Linked DNA regions of Homo sapiens: all the other regions are linked to region 3. A link is an interaction called in ENCODE POLR2A ChIA-PET data of the cell type or tissue named here. Cell type or tissue: MCF 10A. All regions are shown on one strand.

The links. Peaks named below come from ENCODE experiments on the same cell type or tissue, not always from the same donor. Only the 100,000 strongest peaks of a DNase experiment are listed, where the experiment ranks them.
Region 1: POLR2A ChIA-PET joins it to region 3 with 10 read pairs; 5 of 35 experiments call an interaction of 5 or more read pairs at or near these places.
Region 2: POLR2A ChIA-PET joins it to region 3 with 14 read pairs; 2 of 35 experiments call an interaction of 5 or more read pairs at or near these places.

Annotation. Positions count from the first base shown.
Region 1 is chr6:134,515,200-134,519,199 of GRCh38, reverse strand. No RefSeq gene overlaps it. Among named protein-coding and RNA genes, the nearest start is that of LINC03002, 23 kb to the left of the region's middle. In MCF 10A, no CTCF peak of the experiment used is centred here; DNase peaks (open chromatin) are centred at 1,679 and 1,959.
Region 2 is chr6:134,639,210-134,643,209 of GRCh38, reverse strand. No RefSeq gene overlaps it. Among named protein-coding and RNA genes, the nearest start is that of LINC03002, 100 kb to the right of the region's middle. In MCF 10A, a CTCF peak has its summit at 2,079 (motif pointing right); a DNase peak (open chromatin) is centred at 2,089.
Region 3 is chr6:134,587,427-134,591,426 of GRCh38, reverse strand. No RefSeq gene overlaps it. Among named protein-coding and RNA genes, the nearest start is that of LINC03002, 49 kb to the right of the region's middle. In MCF 10A, no CTCF peak of the experiment used is centred here; DNase peaks (open chromatin) are centred at 826 and 1,676.

The DNA of each region.
Region 1 (4,000 bases), 72 kb after region 3:
ACCATGTTGGCCAGGCTTGTCTCGAACTCCTGACCTGAGGTGATCCGCCCACCTTGACCTCCCAAAGTGCTGGGATTACAGGCATGAGCCACCGCACCCAGCCTATAACACTTATTTTAAACATTATTCCCAAATTCTGCTAATCTTTGTGTCAAGAGAAAAATACTGGCTTATTAAAATTTACTTTTCCTTTTACTCTTCTAAATGGCTTGAACAAAACTCATTCTCCCTTGAATGTTAATTGGGTTTCAGGTGTGGGCAGATGACAGAGAAATACATAATATAAAAACAATCCTTAGTTTTGTCTGTAAATTTATCTTTCTTGCCCTTCAAGTGTACTTGATGGTCCAGTGGTTTCCAACTGTGATACAAAATTTTCATTTGCCTTTATAAGAAATCATCTCGTATAAAGAAGTGGTCATATTTTATCAGCATCATCACCAACAAACACATCACCATCACCACTTTTTAATTTGTAGAAAATCCGGTCTTATCTGCCAAGTTGGCAAGATATCAAAAGAGCGTGTTTTAAGGTGGTTCAGTTCTGGATGAGTTTGGGAAGTTCATGGTCGAGTCTGGGGAGAACTTCTATGTCATAAACCTCCACATCACATAGGTTAACAGAGTAATAGAATTGTGTAGGTACAGAGACCTGATGAAACCTACTGACACCTCTGCTTTTCAAACCAAGAGAGTGCCCCTTCTAGGGTGCCCTTGGGAATGTGCAGCCATGAATTAGGTGTGCCTGGAGTAAAGGAACACACAAGACTGCGAGATGGGATGAGGTGAGTGTGAGTGAGTGCATGGAGAGAGGTTTAGGTAGGACATAATATCTATGTTTTAAATATCAAAACAAACTCAGATGATGGAAACGAATATAAATTTTTCATAAAATTTTAGGGAACAACTAACTTATTTTCTGTTTAGAGCAAGCATTCAGACCTGTAGAGAGTACAAATTCATTCAGCCCAGAAGAAACGCTTAAGGAGAGTGATCTGATCCCATGCTTTCATTATGCTGCAAGGAAATAGAAGTGATTTACCAGCCCACTAGAATCCTGGTTTTCTGACTGCCAGGCCTCAGCTCCAATTCATAGCTCTTTAAGAAAAGAGGAAATGCAGAATTAACTTCTATTAAATTTCATCCATGGGCCAGACAGGATGACGACTGCCAGGCATTGTCATCGTCACAAGCGGTGGTTACGAGCTCAGGCTCCCAGGCACACTTCTTCAGTGGGAAATTGGTTCCACCTCTTACCTGTGTGACTTTAGGCAGGTCATTTTTAAGTCAACTGATTCCTAGTTTCTTCACTATAAAATGAGGATCATAAATGAAACTTCTTTACTGACAAGAATTAGATGAGACAATCTTTGCAAAATACTTAATGGTGCTTGGCGTGCAAATGTTAGTTCAGTGAAGACTGAATAGAAAAAAAGAGAAAAAAAATCCTTTGTCTGTGGGAGGGGTGAGGAAGAGGCAGTGGGGGTCGATTTTATGGCTGTTTTACAGATGAGAAAAATTGGGATTGAGTAAAATTCACTCATTTGCCAGCAAGTTGCAAAACCAGTATGTGAAGTTGTGTCTGTTTGAACCCCCACTTCAGATTGTGTCTGCGACACCGCAACGCCTTCCTGTTAAGAGAGCCGAGAGCTGGAAACTATGCTGAGGCCATCCCCTTTGGGAGCTGGCTGCCGCACTCACTGCACTCATGCTGAGTTCTGAAAGCCCTCTGGCAGCTCCCCAGCAATTCCAGCAATCTGCAAAGTTCTGAACTGGGTGCTGCCCAGGTGGCAGAAGTCAGTGAGCATATCCAGGTGACAGTGCAAATATGATTGTAGGTAGGAGTCCGGAATGTGACCTTGACTTCTTTTAGCCATTTCCCAGTCCGTTCTCAAGGGCAGATGCTGCGTCCTCTCTCAATGCAGGGCTGACTCACTCCATGCCCAACACTGTAAGAGCTTGCTCTCTGTCTCAGCTCTGCCAATAACGTGACCTTAGGCAGCTCACTTTACTTCTTCAAGGCAGGCTTAGGATAGATCCTCAAGCCACACCCCTGGCCAACAACTCGGATTCTACAGAGTGAGACACTGAAATATTTATATTTCTTTATGGTAACCTTTTCATTGAAGTAAACCTTACATCAGGAAAAAATGTGCAAGCCCTGTAAATATACAGATTAATTTTCACAAAGTGAACACAGTCTCACATTAAATAATAAAGCAATCCAGCCCAGAAGACACCCTCTGGGCCCCCTACTAGGCACCACTCTACCAAGATAACCACTCTATTTTGACTTTTAACATCATAGCTTACGTTTGCCAATTCTGAAATTTTAGATAAATGGAATCACACAGCATGTATTCTTTTGTACGTGGCTTCTCTCACTCAGTAGTGTGCTTGTGAAATTCATCCATGTTATTGCAGGTAGTTCTAGTTTGTTTTCATTGCTATATAGTAAGGGATCAATCTCCGGTTTTATAAATAAAGTTTTATTGAAACACTGCCAGGCTAATTTGTCTCAGTATTATCTACAGCTGCTTTCACACTACAGTGGTAGAGTTTAGCTGCCACAGAGATTACATGGCTGGCAAAGTTAGAAATATTTACTATCTGGCCCTTTACAGAACAAAGTTTGCTGAACCCCACTGTATGGTATCCAATCATATGAGCCCACTCTTTCTTTCTTTTTTCTATTCTTTATTCATTGATGGACATTCGGGTTTTTTACAGTTTTGAGTTATTACAAATAGTGCTGCTGTGAACATTCTCGTAGTGTCTTTTGGTGACATTTCTGTTGGATTTATGGAATGTGTATTTTTTAAAATCTTGGACTGATGCTTATGCCAGGTTTGGGAACTCCTGCTTTACAGACGTAATCTAACCCAAAATGTTTAAATTGTCTTGCTCCAAGTCATGCAGAAAATAATTGGCAGACCTGGGATTGATAACCAAGCCCTGTTCTTGGAACAATTCTATGTTTCCACTGCTCTTCCCATAGTTATTATCTTTAGAAGAACATTGTTAGAAAGCTCTTTACTTATCCAAGTTCTTTCACAAATATGACTCTTTTCTACGGTATTTGGCTGTACATTTTCAAGAACAGAAAACTCACTGCCTTATGATAATTTTAGAGAGAAGAGATTATGTAATCACTTAACCCAGTCTTCTCACATTATAAATTAGTAAATTGATGTTTGGAGATACTAATAATTCACTCAAAATAGGCATTTTGAGCCTTGACTTTTATCCTGTACTACAAAATGATTTTGAACCTGCATTTTTTGTCTTTGCAATTTGTACTACTTCAGTCAATTAACTTAATTAACTAGTATCTATTTAACTATTTAAACATTATGAAAGTGCCTGAAGTAAAACCAATAGTCTCTCTTTCACCTTCCAACTGTATAGCCTCTTTCTCCTAGGCGACTACTGTTAACAATGTTTTTCAATCATCCATATATAAACATATGAAAATGCATTTAACTGCTATGAGTCCAAACTTTGATAAGGAAAAAATAAAATTTAATTCTTCTTTAACTCAAATTAATATCTAGTTGGAGGCTCCATGTCATTAGTTAAGTGAAGACTCAATCTTAGTTAATTTGGAATACCCTCCCTTTCCCTGTAGCTGTACCTCATTTCAGAGGGGTTAACGTAATGCCAAGAATTTGGTGTGTGTTGGGGGCTGGGGGTTCAGCATGGGAAGCATGTAGACCTTGGTAGCCATAGTGATATTGAGACATGTTCCCTCCTATCTGGGCCTTGGCCACTGGTCCCCACAAATGTCATGGCCCATGCTGCCAGATGCTGTGAGGTCTGGTGGTTTATGTGCCATGCTTGGGCCATGGCAATCTCTGCCAGGCTCACCATATGGCCTGGCTCACCACAGCCATTCCTCTGTGGCAGCTTCCCTGGCCTCCACCTGGAAATGGAGGTCCAGCTCTCTGGTTTTATTTATTTTTATTTTTATTTTTTTGAGACAGTCTCTTTCTGTCACCTA
Region 2 (4,000 bases), 52 kb before region 3:
TAAGTTTTTGAAATTCAGTTCATCTCTTACAGCACATCTCAACATGGACTGGACACATTTCAAATACTCAGGAGGCACATATGGCTAGTGGCAACTGTATTGGACAGCACAGATCTAAAACAAACCCTCACCTCCAGCCACTCTCAATCACATCGCCCTGCTTTATCATGATTGTAACGCTTATTAGTGTTTGAAATTACCTGGCTTATTTACTTGAACATTATTCCGCCTTGTTCTCTATCTGTACCCTGCCCATGAAAAGTAAAGTCCAAAAGACCAAGGGCTTCATTTTATTCTTTGTTGTGTTTTCAAAGCTTAGTATATTGCGAGTTTTCAATAAATATTTATTGAAAGTTAAATGAATGAGAAACAAATGTAATGTTAAAAACAGTGGAATCTGTATGTGGCTTTTACTGTTTCAGTTTTCCCTCCCTTGTGCGATATTTCAGATAGATGATGAAATGATAATATCAACCCCACAAGTGTTACTCCCCTTCCTCTCCATTTCCATGTCCCAGTGTAACTATTGGGCATTGTCTGTGTCCTATATTTTTTCTGGTATGAATTGACTTATAAAGAGAAAGCATTTTCTGATCTACTTTAGACCTAGTCTCAAGTTAGCATTCAACTCACACTAAGCAGGGAAAAAAAACAAACATCTGGACTTTCTCTTCTTTCTTCCATTAACCATTACAAGATTTTTTCAGACAGTAGTCAAGCTGTAACTTGTATTTATTATCTTTTTAGCCAATGGGAGGAAAACCAGGATCTGTGATCAGTTGCAGGCCTTGGAAACTTCCAAGACACCCAGAGTCCTGGGAATTTCCCTCCATTGCCGCTCTGGAGCTGACCCAGGCTTGCCTGCTACTGCGGCTGTATGTCACAGTAGGCAAGGGTTCCAGATCTGTCTGTGCTTATTGCCTCCATCTGTAAAGAATAAACTACAATTATTGCTTATTCCAATATAAGGCTATAGAGAAAATAACAACAGAGTACTTTATGCCCAGTAATGAAAAGCATTGTTCGTGGCCCTACAAAGCAATGGGCATTGCCTTAGTAATTAAGCTTATGTTCCATGCACAGATACTACAATTAAAAACTTTCAGAGTCTTGGAGGGTGGATCCATACTATAGGCAAAGGATAAAAAATAAGTAGGATTTGAAAAGCATGCTTACTCTTTGTAAACTTAGAGAACTTTGAGAAAAGAGAAAAGTTTCTGCAAGCTAGTTTTGGCATTTAATTACATTAGCGTACAACTATTCCTTGGTGAGACAGAATGAAGAGAACCTTGACCCAATTCAGTCCCACCCCTTCCCTATCTTCTCCTCTCTTCTTCCCCTGGTTATCTTTGAAATTATACTCCAGGATAAGCCTGGCTTTGGTTTATCTGCAAACAAAAGGGCTGTCAAATTTAAGAATGTTATGTTTTCGCTTCAGAATTCATTCATTCATTTAAAAATTATGTTGTACACCTATGGGAAATGCAAATGTAAATAAGACCTTAGAGGGGCTTACATTTTAGCAGATTGTACATTCATTAAACAATTTAGTTATTCAATTACAATCGTAATGGGTGCCTTGAAGGAGAAGAATCAGGTGGTATGAGAAGATTTAAGGAAGTCCTGATTGAGACTTTCCTGTGAAGGTGGCCCTTCAGCTACATTCTGAAGGAGAGATACGATTTAGGAGATGAAGGGGGTGAGGAAGTTTTTAGGCAGAGAGAGAAGCACATGTCAGTGTGTTGAGTCAGGGAATAACCTGGCATAATCAAGAGACCCAGACATGGCCAGGGTGGACCAGCCAGCACCCCAGAGGGCTCCCAGATGAGAGGCTAATGAAGCAACAAGAGCCAGAGCCCAGAGCCTCTGCCATTCTCCCCAGTGGTGCTTCCTGTTACAGAATTGAGAGATCCTCTTCATTCATTTCCCTGACACTTGCATATTTAGGAGGTATCTGACATGTGACGCACTGAAAAGTTGTGGCTTTGCTCATGTGCTATAAGCAGTAGAGACACAATTCCTTCTGCTTCTGTCTGGAACATATCTCAGCTGACTCATCTGCTGCAGTAGCAGACAATGAGCACCAGGGGGCAGAAAGCATTCTTCTGTGTTTGCTCTGGTAGACCACAAAATGGTGAAATGTGCACTCACTTTGACCTAAAGTATTAAACAAGGAATTAGCTACTACCATGATTGGAGGTCATTGCCTTTCTAATCTTACCCAAGCATTACACAAGAAACCAACAAAACTCTTGGTGAGTTTATTGAGTATGATTTAATTCACTCTGAATTAAACCAGGAAGCGTAACTAACATGTCTTAATGAAGCTGTGACTGTCACATGATGATGGTTTAGAAAGAAGAGGGCCATTTGAGGGGATGTCTCAAAATATTGTACTAGGGAAACAAGGAAGGACGAACCATAGAAGCACAGTCTTCAGCTGTCTTCCAAGACTGTTTCCAGGTAGAAATGAGAGGTGGAAACCGTAAGAGAGGTGCAGAAGGTCTTAAATATGTAATTGGGTAGGTCAATGCAATTTGAGAGTTGATAAGCTATTAATACGAAGACAATGTGACTTTTGGCAGCTATGTTTCCAACAAATGATTACCTCTGGGGAAAACCGATAAATAAACAAGGCTTCTCATTACAACAAATTGGTCATGGATTGGGTGGTATTAACCTCACACTAATCATGTCTTACTGATTGATGCAGATGGAAGTCTCATGCCAGTCACGAGTCAAACCAAATAATTAGCAGATGTCACCAATGCCGATCTGCTGATGTCTAAAAATGGAACAAGTGAATCAGCAAACTATTTAGGAAAGTAAGGCTATGCCAACCATTCTGTCATTAAGAGCCTTGTAAGGGCAATATGGTCTATGTGTCATCAGGGTCCCTCAGCGTGACCATGAAAAAGAAAATGGATACCTATATGCTAAACATAACTATAACCATTGACTATGTGTATAAATACCATATTATGTAGATTATTTTTAAAGTCTCAAAAAGTACTTAAAACTAATTACTAGGACAATGCCTCCCTGTTATTATTGTTATTGTCACTGTCATCATCAAAAGCAAATGGCACTGGTTAAAGTGAGGCATGATCTTTTTTCTCTGGAAGTACATACTTTGATAATAAAATACTAATACACATGAATGTAAGAAATATATAAGTAAATATACATGGAGCTAATATAGAAAAGCCTAACACAGGCATCACTGAAATAAGAAAGGAAAGTTTGATTTACTGAAACTTAATAGACATACTTATGTGACAGTTATTATGCTGGGCACTTTATAAACATTGCTATATTTATATTTCATAGCAATCCTGTGGAGTTGGGTTTACCATTACCTTCATTTTACAATAGACTTGGGAAAGTGGAGTAATTTGTATAGCAAGTGGCAGAGTCAAATATGGAAACAAGTCTGTCCGTAGGGACCTTTGTTAATATTGGTCACCCAACATCCATCTCCACTTCCTATCAACATCTTCCATTTCCTTTGGAGGATTTGCTTTTCCCCCATTGTGGAGAGTTCTAGTAGATCAGAAAATTCAGATAATCTGTTCTTCCTCAATGAAAGTAAAGAGTAGCCTCTGGACAGATTCTTTCTGTTGAAAGGATCTGGAGGGAAGGCCTTCTAAGATCTAAGCCTGGTCAACTGGACTTTCAACCCAGATACAAGGAGGGAAGAAACTGTTCCTGCCAAAAGTCTCTTTCCTTGTTCCTATTCTACTTCTGGAACTGCTCCTTCAGACTTCCATTGATTTGGTGTGTTGTGGTCACCAATATCCTTCTAATAAATTGAATCATAGTTGCCCATACCAAAGAACCTAATGCCTCAAAGTAAATTCACTTTCAACCCCTCCAAACTTCAATCGTGCCAAGAAAATACAATATTTTTAATCTCTATTTCAAATACTGAAATAACTTCACAAATAATAGGTTAGGTAGAAGTCTTTGTCACAAATAGAATAATTTGCAAATCAAAGCA
Region 3 (4,000 bases):
ACATCCTGCAAATGATGAGGGTTAAATGCCTGACCCTTCACAAGTCTGTTGGGGGATAAGACTTGCATCTCAGGGAGTCACCGGGGAAATTGTTCTAAGAAGCCACATTTGCCCCTCGATTTGTTTTTTGGTTTGTTTGTTTGTTTGTTTGTTTGTTTGTTTTTGAGATGGAGTCTTGCTTAGGCTGACTGCCCAGGCTGGAGTGCAGTGGCGTGGTCTCGGCTCACTGCAACCTCTGCCTCCTGGGTTCAAGCGATTTTCCTACCTCCGTCTCTGAGCAGCTGGGGTTACAGGTGCCTGCCACCATGCCCAGCTAATTTTTGTATTTTTAGTAGAGACGGGGTTTCACCATGTTGGTCAGTCTGGTCTCGAACTCCTGACCTCAAGTGATCAGCCTGCTTCAGCCTCCTAAACTGTTGGGATTACAGGCATGAGCCATCGTGCCCAGCCTGCCCCTCAAATTTTGATGTCTCCCCTGTATCTGACTCATTGAGATTGCTTGATAAAAATGTGTTGAATGAAAAGCTGAATATTTTAATAAAGAGCCAAGAGCATATTAAAAATAAAGTTTCCTAGAGATACTGGCCACTTTCGGCCCGGCCACAGGCCTTTCTGGGGAGTGTGCTCCATCTGTAGTCTTTGCTCTGTAAACTCATGAGCTGCACCCCACACACGCACAGAGATTTCAGAAGCCTGACCTCAAGACAGCCAGCACATAGGTTTGCCATCACATACTCAGGAGCTGGCACACAAAGATGAGCTGGGCCAACCAGAGTCTTTCCTTTGGCAATTTGGACTCAACAACAAGGAATGAATTGCCAGGAAGTAATTTTATTGGAGCTGTCAAATTGCCACAGGCTCACGTAAGCCAAAGCCACGTGCAAGATGAAGTTATGACGTGGCATAGAAAAGAGAGAAAAAGCTGGTCAGAAAAGAATGTCTTTCACAAAGAAGGGAACAACAAACACCGGGGCCTACTTGAGGGTGGAGGGTGGGAGGAAGGCGAGGATCAAAAACTACCTGCCGGGTACTAAGCTTATTACCTGGGTGACGAAATAATCTGTACACCAAACCCCCGAGACACACAGTTTGTCTACGTAACAAACCTGCACCTAAAATAAAAGGTTAAAAAAAAAAAAGAAGAAGAAAGTGATGTCACCGAGAGATACTGAGTCAGAGAGGTCATGAGACAGGGGACATGAAAGAGATCAAAGGAGAGAGACCAGGGCCTAAAACTGGGGAACATCTAGGGCCTTATGACCTTCTGATCCATTCTGGTCTGTGTGGATATTTTCAGGTAACACCCAAGCCCTGCCCTGAAGTAAAGTGGGTCTCTGTTCCTTAGAGGTCAAAGAGCATTATTTAAAACAGTTAAGTTCCCTAGGAACCCAGCCCCCAAACAGCCTACTAAATTTTTCAGAGCTGAATAATTTCCCTTGCAAAAGGGGAAGATTTTAAATATCTTAGAACTGTGGATCCTACAGTCAAAATTCCCAGTTTACCGGTTGTCAAAAGGTTTGTTTAGATATAGTGCAGGAAAGAGGGAGAAGATGGGAACCAAGTGGCCTTCCCACGGCTTCCCATGGCTTCCCACAGTTAACTTGGAGCTCTTTTCCCAAGTCACACCCATGCTATTTTCCTGCCTCCTGGATGAAGCCTGTTGCAAAAGCTCTGAATTCCAACCTTGCAAATGCACCCGATGATGCATATAGCTGCTTGCTCCCGGAGGCTACTGGGCTGCTTCCCTTAGTCATAACGTAGGCATGGATCTTTCCCATCAGTGATGACGTTTTTACAAGATCAGTTATGTTATGAGTTTGTTGAGTAATAACACTGAATTTGTTATTTTATAAATGTGCAAAAACATGACCAAAGAGTGTCTTAAAACATGCCACAAGTAGAATGTTATGCATAGTAACAGATTTAAAGACATTAGTATAAAACTCAGTAGCTATTCAGACCAACAAAATCTGAAAAAATAAATATTTGAATATTTATGCTTCTCTTGAACATAGTCTCTGCTTCTTTTGCATAGTAACTTATTTGTTCCTTTTAAAGTATATTTGTTGATAGTTTCTTGGATTTCGACTTTCTGATTTGGGGAAAAATTTTTAGTCAATTTATGTAAAAGTATAATTGTGGAGTCTTCAATGGATTCTTAAAAAACTATTCTTTTTTTTGTAATAGAAAATGTTTGGCCCTTTTTGTGCTTCATGGATTTGTTGAGTATAAAATTTGAGAAGATTTTATTAGGTTATACTTTTGCCTGAAAAGTAGAATTACCTAATTAAGTTATATAATTATATTATAGAACTGAATTAGAATTGTTTTTAAGCTAAGTAACACATCAGGAGAGTGGCTAAGTTTTGTTGATTGTGAAATCAATTTTTATTCAGTTTTACTTTTTAAGTAAAGCCTGATGAAGGACAAGACCAAGATGTCAAACAGATAGAGTGAGAAACTTGGCAAAGCTAGATTCTTGAATTGAATTTTGTCTCATGTTTGAAGTTGAGGTTTCCCCAAGACTGGCTACAAACTTTATATTTTAGCCACTAAAATCTGAAAGAGTCTTGCTGTATCTGAAAGGACAGAACATTTATGTATTTCACCAGGATAACTCCTGGGGTGCCTGCAGTGTTGAGTAAGCTTTCACTCAACATTGCCTGTGGATTTGAAAATGTAGCAGGGTAGGGTGGTGCAAAGAAAGGTAGAGCTGGGTGTGTGGACTTTGCCAACCATCAAAGCCAACAGCCCTTGTGTGTTCAATGCTTTATGTATTCAATGGTTCACTTATAGAGGGACTGTGAAAATTTAACCTGAATTATTCCTGTGACCTAATAACAGGATCTCCAAACAGCCCAAACTCCTTTGGTTTAGAGAATGCCTTTGTCTATATTTGCTTTATTACGTGAAGATAGACAGACGCTTTATATACAGGGGGCATGCATAAGCCTACCTATTTGAATTGGTGTGTGTTACATCTATGGGGGACTGAAGCACCAAATGAATAGACCTAGACCCTATAATTTCTTTCTTACACATATGTAATCATATTACCAAAACAAAGCAATCCTCAGCTGCTATATACATATGTGTTTGTTTGTGTTTCCAGGCATTATAGATTATGTTCATTTCATCTGCATCATTTTCTTGGAAGCTGCTAATGGGTTAAAAGCATGTCTCCTCTTTTCCCTGGAAGCTGCCCACAGTGCCTGAGATAATGTTGTGCCCACAGAGATGGTTCAGAGAACACGGTGGTCCCTAAGAGATGACTAAGCTAAATATGGGAAGAGTAAATTATTTTCTGTTTCCTTCGTTCCTTCCTTCCTTCCTTCCTCCCTCCCTTCCCTCTCTCTCTCTCTCCCTCCCCATCCCTCCCTCCCTTCCTTCCTCCCTCCCTCCTTTTCTTTTCTTTCTTTCTTTCCTTCCTTCCTTTCTTCCTTTCTCTTTCTTTCTTTCCTTCCTTTCTTTCTCTCAAATAAAGAAGTTTGTTTTTCATTTCTCTTCACACACTTTGTAAAATACATTGCTTATGGCACTCACATCAGAAGCTCCTTTTCTATTTTCACCATTTAATTCTAGTCGTTCCCTCAAATTACAAAAGTGCTAAAAATTATAAATATTTCTGAGGAAAACAACATAAAAAGTCTTGTGAAACTTTATACAAATGGCACTTGAATTTTTTTTAATTGCTTCTTAGACTCTTTTTTTCTTTCTTTCTTTTGTTTTTTTTTTTGAGACAGAGTCTCACTCTGTCACCCAGGCTGGAGTGCAGTGGCATGCTCTCCTCACTACAACCTCTACCTTCCAGGCTTAAGCAATTCTCCTGTCTCAGCCTCCTGAGTAGCTGGGATTATAGGCATGTACCACCATGTCCAGCTAATTTTTGTATTTTTAGTAGAGACAGGGTTTCACCATGTTGGCCAGGCTGGCCTTGAACTCCTGACCTCAGGTGATCTGCCCACCTCAGTATCCCAAAGTGCTGGGATTACAGGCTTGA